2 separate regions of the Homo sapiens genome follow, and region 1 is linked to region 2. A link is a contact called in ENCODE POLR2A ChIA-PET data. All regions are on one chromosome and are shown on one strand. Each heading gives the region's core, a stretch centred on a gene start or an enhancer-like site at or near the end of the contact. The rest is flanking DNA. Distances are from core to core; before and after follow the strand shown.

What was found. ChIA-PET counts read pairs that join two places held with the same protein, here RNA polymerase II (POLR2A).
Region 1: POLR2A ChIA-PET joins it to region 2 with 10 read pairs in activated T-cell. The contact joins the enhancer-like site here to the promoter of RAD51AP1 in region 2. POLR2A ChIA-PET finds 5 or more read pairs at or near these places in 3 of 52 experiments (H1, activated CD8-positive, alpha-beta memory T cell and activated T-cell).

What each region holds. Positions count from the first base shown.
Region 1 is chr12:4,698,011-4,702,296 of GRCh38, reverse strand. It overlaps GAU1 (GALNT8 antisense upstream 1), which reads left to right. Exons shown (of 4, transcript NR_110112.1): 4 at 1,118-1,880. Among named protein-coding and RNA genes, the nearest start is that of GAU1, 20 kb to the left of the region's middle. Within about 2 kb of position 1,621, at least 7 of the 41 ENCODE cell types and tissues checked have a DNase peak (open chromatin) inside an H3K27ac peak, as active enhancers do.
Region 2 is chr12:4,537,040-4,541,740 of GRCh38, reverse strand. It overlaps RAD51AP1 (RAD51 associated protein 1), which reads right to left and starts at 2,851. Exons shown (of 9, transcript NM_006479.5): 1 at 2,785-2,851. The coding sequence starts at 2,801. It overlaps FERRY3 (FERRY endosomal RAB5 effector complex subunit 3), which reads left to right and starts at 3,272. Exons shown (of 14, transcript NM_020374.4): 1 at 3,272-3,332. RefSeq lists enhancers at 2,419-3,027, 3,028-3,637 and a silencer at 3,243-3,292.

The DNA of each region.
Region 1 (4,286 bases), core at 372-2,871, 160 kb before region 2:
TTTCATCCAATGCTGGGATGGTGTACATCATCAGGGCAGGAAGAGGAATTGTGAGAGCAGCATCCACAGATAACAAGGGGCTCCATGCATGTGCGGTGGTGGTGGTGGTGGTGGTGGTGGTGGTGGTGGTGGTGGTGGTGGTGGTGGTGGTGGTGGTGGTGGTGGTGGAGTGAGTGAAGATTGCTATTTCTGTGAAGGGCTGGAGGCAGCCTGGGCTGTGGATGCTTCTGCGGCAGCTGTTGCTATTGCTGTGACTTCTGTTAGACATTCCTAATGTTGCCACAATGAGCTCATTTGGGAGGCAGGGAGAGAAATGTGTTCAAAAACTTATTTTGAGGTTTTGTCATACTTCTATCTCTCTGGGAATAGACTCCCATCCATGCCTCTGAGGCTTTAACATATACATTTTCTCACACCTTCTCAGGACGATAGCCAAAGTAAGAAACAGCCCATCGTGCATATTTGTTAGGCGTGTGTGTATATGTACAGAGTTGGTATCTTGGCTTGATTGCGAATGTAGCTGATTTATTCAGACAAGTGATGGTGTGACCCTCCAAACTGGTGGAGCGGCTCTGCTAAAGGCTCTCTGCTTCAGGGCTGAGGCGGATCCTGGGACAGAGCCTGACCCTCCTTCCCAGTGTTCCTTCTCCCACCCCAACACAGCTGCAGATGAAGGCTTTCTGGCCATCCTTCCCTTTCCTGGGCAGTTTGCCATTAGGAAACTCTGCTGCCAGTAACTAAGACTAGTTCTACCTTTCCAAGGAGCTTGGCTTTTTATCCCTAGTGCTCTAAGCCAGTGGTTTTTCCCATCATGCTCTGAGAAGCTCTAAGGACTCCATACGGATGCAGTGGGGATGATGTAAGGGTCAGAAGGAGAACAAGGAGTCAGCAGAGCACTAAGGCTAACGTTCAAAATGTTTATTAACTAATGTGCTACATGGGAAAAAAAATCCCTTATTGTCATTTAAATTTGCATTCTTTGGTCACTAATTAGGTTTGCCTTTTTCAAACTTATTAGTCAAATACCTTTCTGCTTTTTGAATATTTCCATGTTCCACAGGTACCCTCAAAGTTTTGATTTTATCTTCTTCCCCTTGTAAATCTGCTTCTTTTCCAGTGTTCCACGCCTTGGTCAATGGTACCACCAGCCAGCGAGGTTCCCAAGCCAAGAACTTCGGAAGCATCCGTGATTCTTCATCTTCCACATCCACTTTATCACCGGAAGCACGCATTCAACTTTCTAAACATCCCTCAGACTGACCCACATCTTTCTATCCACTTTTCACATCTTGCTTGAATGACTTCCCCAGGCCCAGCCAGTCTCCCGCCTCCAGCTCCGCCCCCTTCTGACTCCCTTTATGTGGTACAATCAGAGAGCCCTTCCCAAAGCACAAATCTGCTTTCACTGCTTTGCTTCAAGCCCTTTCGTGGCTCCTATTTCCAGCTGGATGAGGTCCAAGCCTCTTAACGTGCTGTACGTGTACATGCCTGACCCCCGCTACTTGACCAGCCAAGTTTCTTCATAGCGCTGTGTCTTTGTTCCTCCTGCCTAGAATGTCCTTCCCCTTTTCTCTCGCTTCATGGTGTGCCAAACTCCTATCCTGTGAGATCCAGCTTACACGTCAGCTTCCCCGTGATGCTTTTCCTAACTCCCTATTCAGCCAGTGAAGTGCTCCCTGCGTTCCCATGTGGCTTGTATCTCTGTAAAAGCTCCACAGAGCTGTTTTAATTTATCCGTTAATGTACATGTCTTCCCCACTAGACTTTTGCTCCTTAAAGTATCTCCTTCATCTCTGCTTTGCATAACCTAACAGAGTTCAACACATAGGAGTGTCTTAATAAATGCTGAATAAAATAATTAATAAACAAATGAAACAATACAGCAAACTGTTGATTCTCCAAAATGTTTTCTTGAAGAAAATGTGTTCTTCCTTTCTGAGCCCAATTCTATGACTTCTCATTTCATCCAAGATCTTGATCCATCAGGTACCAAGGTAGACTTTAGGTATACAACACTGGACATTAAAAACACTATAAAGCTACAATAATTAAAATAGAATTCAACTTGACACAAAGTAGTCTGTGAAACAGTAGAGCTCCAAACCAGACCTAAATAGTGACAAAATTAGGTACATAACAATAGCCAACATATATGTGGCATTTAGTCATGTTTCAGGCATGCTTCAAAGTGCTCTAGATACATTATTTCATTCAATTCTCACGACCATCGTGTGAGTAGACACTATTAAAACCATTTTACAGATAAGCAAACTGAGGCACAGAGGGGTTAAGAAAAACTTGCCCAAGATCACCAATCCAGCAGTTGTTGAAGTTAGGATTTAAAACCAGGCAGGCTGGTTCCAGAATTCATGCATTTAACCTTTCTCCTATGACATAGATGGTATCATGCATTATTGACTAAAGAAAAGGTTATTTGGTAAGCAACAGAAAAAGGAAAGGAAATCACAGATTCACTATATACTCTGTCCTGAAATAAAATTCAGATGTTTTAGAGTTAAACATTTAAAAAAAAGAAAATATGAGTAAGTATTAACTTGATATTGGAAAAGAGAAGAATACTGGAAGAATCCACAAATGAAAATCTTTAATAGATACATCTTTAATAGATCTCAATAGATAAAAATGTAAACTTCTATATATTAAAAATCAAGTAATCACCTAGAAAAAAAGTGTAACAAAAGTGTGATATTGTAAAATATATATTAATATGTGGTCTTTGGATTTATTTCCTGGCCTATAACTCCTAAAATCCTCAGAATCTTCAAAGCGATGTTTTTTTTGTGTTTGTTTGTTTTTGAGACAAGGTCTGGCTCTGTCACCCAGGTTGAAGTGCAGTGACATGATCTCGGCTCACTGCAACCTCCTCCCTCTCAGCCTCCCAAGTAGCTGGGACTACAGGCACACACCAGCATGCCCACGTAATTTTTAGTAGAGACGGAGTTTTGCTATGTTGCCCAAGCTGGTCTTGAACTCCTGAGCTCAAGCAATCTGCCTACCTCGGCCTCCTAAAGTGCTGGGATTGCAGGCATGAGCCACTGCACCTGGCACAAAGTGATGTCTTTTTGTGTGCTCATGAGTTGACTGAGGGTTGGCATCCCCTGAGTGGCTTCAGGCTGGGGGCTGGTCACTGAAAACACCAAGTAGGATTAGAGGGTTAGAGTTTTAGCCCCATCCCTTGATCGCCGACGAAGGAAAAGGGGTTTAAGGTTAAACTGATAACTAACGGCCAATGACTTAATCAATCATGCCTATGTAATGAAGTCCCTATAAAAATGCGAAAAGACATGGTTCAGAGAGTTTTCTGGCGTAAACCAAAATGTATCTGAGACAGGTCTCAATCCATTTAGAAGTTTATTTTGCCAAAGGTAAGGACGTGCCCAGAAAAAAGGAACACAAATCCACAGAAACAATCTGTGGTCCATGCCTTTTTCCAAAGACGATTTTGAAGCCTTCAATATTTAAAGGAGAAAAGCAGGCTGAAGAGGAAAGAGGGAAGGTATGATCACATTACTGAATCCACATGTTGTAAGAGAAACGGTACAGGTAGCGGAATAGTCAATTATGTGTTTGTCTCACATTCAGTCAATCGGCACTTAAGGTGAACACAGAGTAGCTACCTGTGGAGATATTTAACATTTTATCTGTAGCTATCTGCTTAGGAACAAAAGGAAAGACAGTTTTTGCACAATCAGGTTTTAGCTTTTTTCCTTTTTGCATAGGGAATTGGGGTCCTGAGATTTTCTTTTCTTTTTTTTTTTTTTCTTTTGAGATGGAGTCTCGCTCTGTTGCTCAGGCTGGAGTGCAGTGGCGTGATCTTGGGTCAATGCAAGCTCCGCCTCCCAAATTCATGCCGTTCTCCTGCCTCAGCCTCCCGAGTAGCTGGGACTACAGGTACCCGCCACCACGCCCGGCTAATTTTTTTGTATTTTTAGTAGAGACGGGGTTTCACCGTGTTAGCCAGGATGATCTCGATCTCATGACCTCGTGATCTGCCCGCCTCGGCCTCCCAAAGTGCCAGGATCACAGGTGTGAGTCACTGCACCCGGCCTGAGATTTTATTTTCTTTTCATATTGGATTGCTGAACATGTGGAGGTTCCTGGAGGGCGGCACATCCAGAGACAGCATGGACACTGCGCATCTCTTCCCCCATACCTTACCCTATGCATCTCCATCTGTATCCTTTGTAGTTTCTTTTATAATAAACTGGTAAAAGTGTTTCCCTGAGTTCTTTGAGCTGCTCTAGCAAATTAAACGAACTCATGGA
Region 2 (4,701 bases), core at 1,602-4,101:
GTTAAATGAAATGTGTTTCAATAAATGAAAATGTGTTTGGGTTCAAGTAAGAATATTTAACTCTAAAACATGATTTGCATTTTACCGCGGGGATTTATCATTAGCTAAAATAGTTACAACTATACCTGATATACCTGGGTATTGTTGGCTTTTCAATTATATGATAAAGGAAAAAAATTCAGGTAACTTACAAAGAATAATCTACATAATTAACATTTATAATTGCTATACTGTTTAATTGCTGTTGGGCATTTGTAAGTTCCCGTTGTACGTGTTCTTCTGTTTTGTGTGTGCATTCTATCTTCCTTACTAGATTATAAATTTCTTGACACTAAAAGCTACTTTCTTTTCAATCTCTCCACCATACCAAATAACATTTTTATGCAACGGACACTTAAAAATGGTGAGTGACCTTGTTCCTACCACCTGAGATGAGTATCCCTTATCTGAAATGCTTGGAACCAGAAATGTTTTGAATTTTGGATTTTTTCAGATTTTGGAATATCTGCATTATATACTTACCAGCTGAGCATCCCAAATCTGAAAATCTAAAATCTGAAGTGCTCCAATGAACATTTCCTTTGAGTGCCATGTAGGTACTGCAAAAGTTTCAAATTTTGGAGCATTTCAAATTTGGGATGCTCAACTTGTACTACTTCAGAGGGCATTAGAAGAAAATGATATTCAAAGTGAAAAAAATAATTTTTTCCTCCCTCCTCTAGGCACTAAATAAAATGTTTTTCTAGTTTTTATTTCTATATTTTTGTCAAATGGCTAAATGTGAATAACCTAATTTGTCAGCTGGTTGTTCTTTCAAGTAAAAAGAATGTTCTATGAAAAAGAGGTAGTAAGCTCAGCTCACAACTCAGACAATCTCACAAGTGCTTTTCCTTGAGATAACTATCACGCATCAGTATACAGAAGTGCTTTATGTGTACTTCCTGTTTCCTCACGCAAACTATTAAAAAGTGCACTCATATTACTCTCTTACTCTTCAGAGTTAAAGAAGTTAGAGCTGAATAAAATGTGAAAACCCCTTTATAAATTCTGAACTTGAATAATAGTAAAATAAAATCAATAGCCTATTTTTAATTAGTATACTTAAGGGTTAAGCTATGATGAATATAATAATTTCCACTACTTCATCAAGCATATTCTTAACTGAAATGATTTTTTTTTTTTTTTTTACTTTTAAGAGTATGGCAGTAAACATTGCAAAGACTAGTAGTACAATTTAGTGCCACTGCCTTAATTGTTCTGAGGTGCCAGCAGTTTTATCGGGGTCACTGCAGTGCAAATGACAAAGCAGCGAAAAAGGCAAATCATATCTTAGTATTGTTATGAAAGGAGTTTTGACCTCATAGACCTCTAGAGAAGTTTCCAGGGACCCACAGAGGTCTGTAGACCATACTTTAACAACTGCTGTTCCTTACAAAGGGATTATGACTCCACTGCCTGGATGCTTAAAACCCATTTCAAATTCAGCATGTTCGAAACAGAAATCTTGATCCCTCACACCTCCTAACCTTCCTTTTCCTAGTCTTCCCTATCTTAATACAAAGATCATCCATCCTGTAGCTCAGACCAAAACTATTGTGGAGTCATCTCTGATTCTTTCTTTCCCTTACCTGTACATCTACTTCATCAGCAAGTTCTGTCCACAGTGCCTCCGAAATACATCCCAAATTCATCTGTTCCATTCCATGCCCACTAATAATACCCTATCCCAAACCGCTCTCCAATGATATAATACCTGATTTTCCTGCTCCCGTTCTGGTCACCCTATCCATCATTTATTCTCCACCAACAGCCAGTGACCTTTATAAAAGCAAACTTAGATTCCTCTCCCCTACTTAAAACCCTCCACTGACTTCCCATTGACTTAAAATAAAACCTAAACTCCTTTCTAAGACTTACAAGACCCTATCTGTTCTGGCACCTGCCTATTTCTCTGGCCTAATCCCCCTACGATTCTCCCCACTGCTTGTTAATCCTATAGCATTAGACTGTCCCTAAAATATGGTCAAGTATGGGGCCTTGGCTCCTATTCCCTCTACCCTGATTCATGACTCAGTGCATGCATTATCGCCTCAGAGTCACATATTAACTACTATATTTAAAGTAGTGCTTTCCTCTTTCGCACTCTCATATTTCGAGGCTTATTTTCGGCCCCCTAACCTCACCTCCCACTGGAATGTAACCTCCAGCACCTCGTACACTAAAGAAGTGAATATATTCAATAACTTTATTAAATGAATGGCTAACTATAGGCTTCCATGGCACTCAACTGTGTAAATAGAAGAATCGTTTCTAATACCACGATGGAAAGCACAGAGGATCTTGAGTGAGATGACTTAGGTTTGAGTATTGCCCTGCCACTTACTGGGCTGTATGACTCAGATAACTTACCCTCTATACGTAGAAATGTTAAATCAATACAACAGGAATGCTTACTCTTTCTATATCAAATAACTACAGTGATAAACAAATAAAATAACACATAATTGGGCGCTCGGTGAAATGTAAAGCGCTGTTCAAACGCTAACAAGGTCTTGGTAAAAGAAACGGCGACGGTTGTGAAGGGAGGCAAAGAGAAGGAAAAAGCTACGATGCTAGGATACTTCTGAGCAACGGGTGGCTCTCACTGGAGACTGGGTTCTTGATAACCGTCCATCCTAACCCCACCATCGCTGCCCTCCGGTCTTACTCGATCCTTTCCCCTTAGTCTCATGTCTTTTCCCTTAGTTTTCCTCCCACCCCCGACGAATGTCAGGAACTACCCACCTCACAGGCCGCACCATGGTCCCTTTCAAGGCTTGGTATTTACAGTTCTCAAATTCTTGTTGGCTTCAGCGGCGGTTTCAATTCCCGCCCAAAACCAGACTTCGGAGCCCTCCGCCCCCTGTTACCAGTCGTCCAATCATCACCAGCCATGCTTGCGGCGGCGCACGCGCTGTGGGGAAAGCGAATTTGCTCCCGCCCTCCCCAAGGCACCGCTTTTCCGTATCCGGTCCACCAGAGCCGAGTTTGTGCTTTGTCCCTGCACTTTCGTCACAACGGCGGATTTGCCCTGTCTCTGAAATACAGAATAACAATAGAAATACACCTTATTGCACCTTTCAAATTGTTAAATTGAAACAGGTTGGGACATAGGGGCACTTGGACTGAGAAATTTTCTACAAGATGCCAGGAAATAGAAAAGGATGTGGCGAATCTACGTTCGCGGATCCGCGGTGTGGAAAAAGTATGTCGGCAAGTCAGCTGGTTTCCCAGTGCAGGACGCGCTGACAGCTCGAGTGAGCGGACTGCCCAGGACTTCGGAACTAGACGAGGTGAGCCCAGAACCGAGTGAGGATGCCCTTTCAGACTGACAACCGTTACAGAGGGATTAGTCCCCTCACCCGGCTGAAGTTTCTCAGCTCGACCGTCTGTCTTCCTTTTCCCTGATTAATGTGAGCCTCAGAGCCTCCGCTCTGTTGGCTGTGTGTGTTCGGTCCAGACCTTCCATCCCATTTTCTTATGGGAAACCTTCCTGGATTTCACGGTTGCTAAAACTGAACCCAGGCTTCAGGATAGACCATTAGTCTAAAAAAAGAGCGAGAGGAGAAAGAACTAAAGTTATCAGTTTCTTGAAACACAAGTCTAAATGTTGAACCAGAGCTTTTGTGTCTGCCTTCTCTTTTTTTTTTCAACATTCCTGATTCATTCATATTTTTGCATTTATCAGTGGTTGATTCTTTTTTATTGCTGTGTAGTATTTATCTCATAAAATAAACAAGTTTACTATTCTCCTACTAATACGCATTTTGGTTGTTTCCAGTTTGGGGTATTATAAATAAAACTTATATGAGCATTCTTCTGGGTGTACTTTAGCGAACATATGCGTGTGTGTGTATTTGGATATATACTTAGGAATGAAATTTCTACATCATAGAATATACCTTTATGTAGTTTTGGTAGTTTTCTAACATTATAAAAATTTGTATTGCTTTACGTTTAATTTTAATTCTTTCTGAGTAAAACAAATACCCTATCTCTTTGCATTATGGTGAAATAGACGAAGATTTTTGTGTATAGCCTACATACAGATTTGAAAATATAGTCTGGATAATTCAACTTAGCCCCGCCCCACGACATGTACAAAAGTCCTTTGAGTTTTTTTTATATTTCAGGTGATATCTTTTTAAATAACCGTATGAATAATTTTTTGTTCTTTATTTTTCCAGTGAGCACCATAAAATAAAAACGCCATACAATCCAACAATTATTTATTAGTTCTTGCCATTCGCAACATCCTGCCTAATACATGGAATACAAGACAGTATTCCTTCCACTTCAAGAAGACTGTTTTCTAGCCAAGAGTAAGAAATAGAGCGTGATAAGTGCCATGATTCAAATAAGTCTAGGCTAATATGAGAGCCTGTCGGGACCCAATCCAGTTTTAGGGAGTTGGATAAGTCTTCCTAGAGGCTTAACTGAGACCTGAAGAATTAGCAATTGTTATCCAATGAAATTAAGATCAGTAAGAGTGCTCTAGGCAAAGGAAAAGGCATTCAAAAAGATTCGGCATGGAAGGAGAAGTTTGGTGTTGACAGAAGTTCAGAATGGCTGGAAAATAAAATTTGTGAATTTGTGTATTAGGAAGGAGAGGTGCAGTTTCTGAGAGAAGAGTGGAAATATAAGCAGGGGTGTTGTAAACTG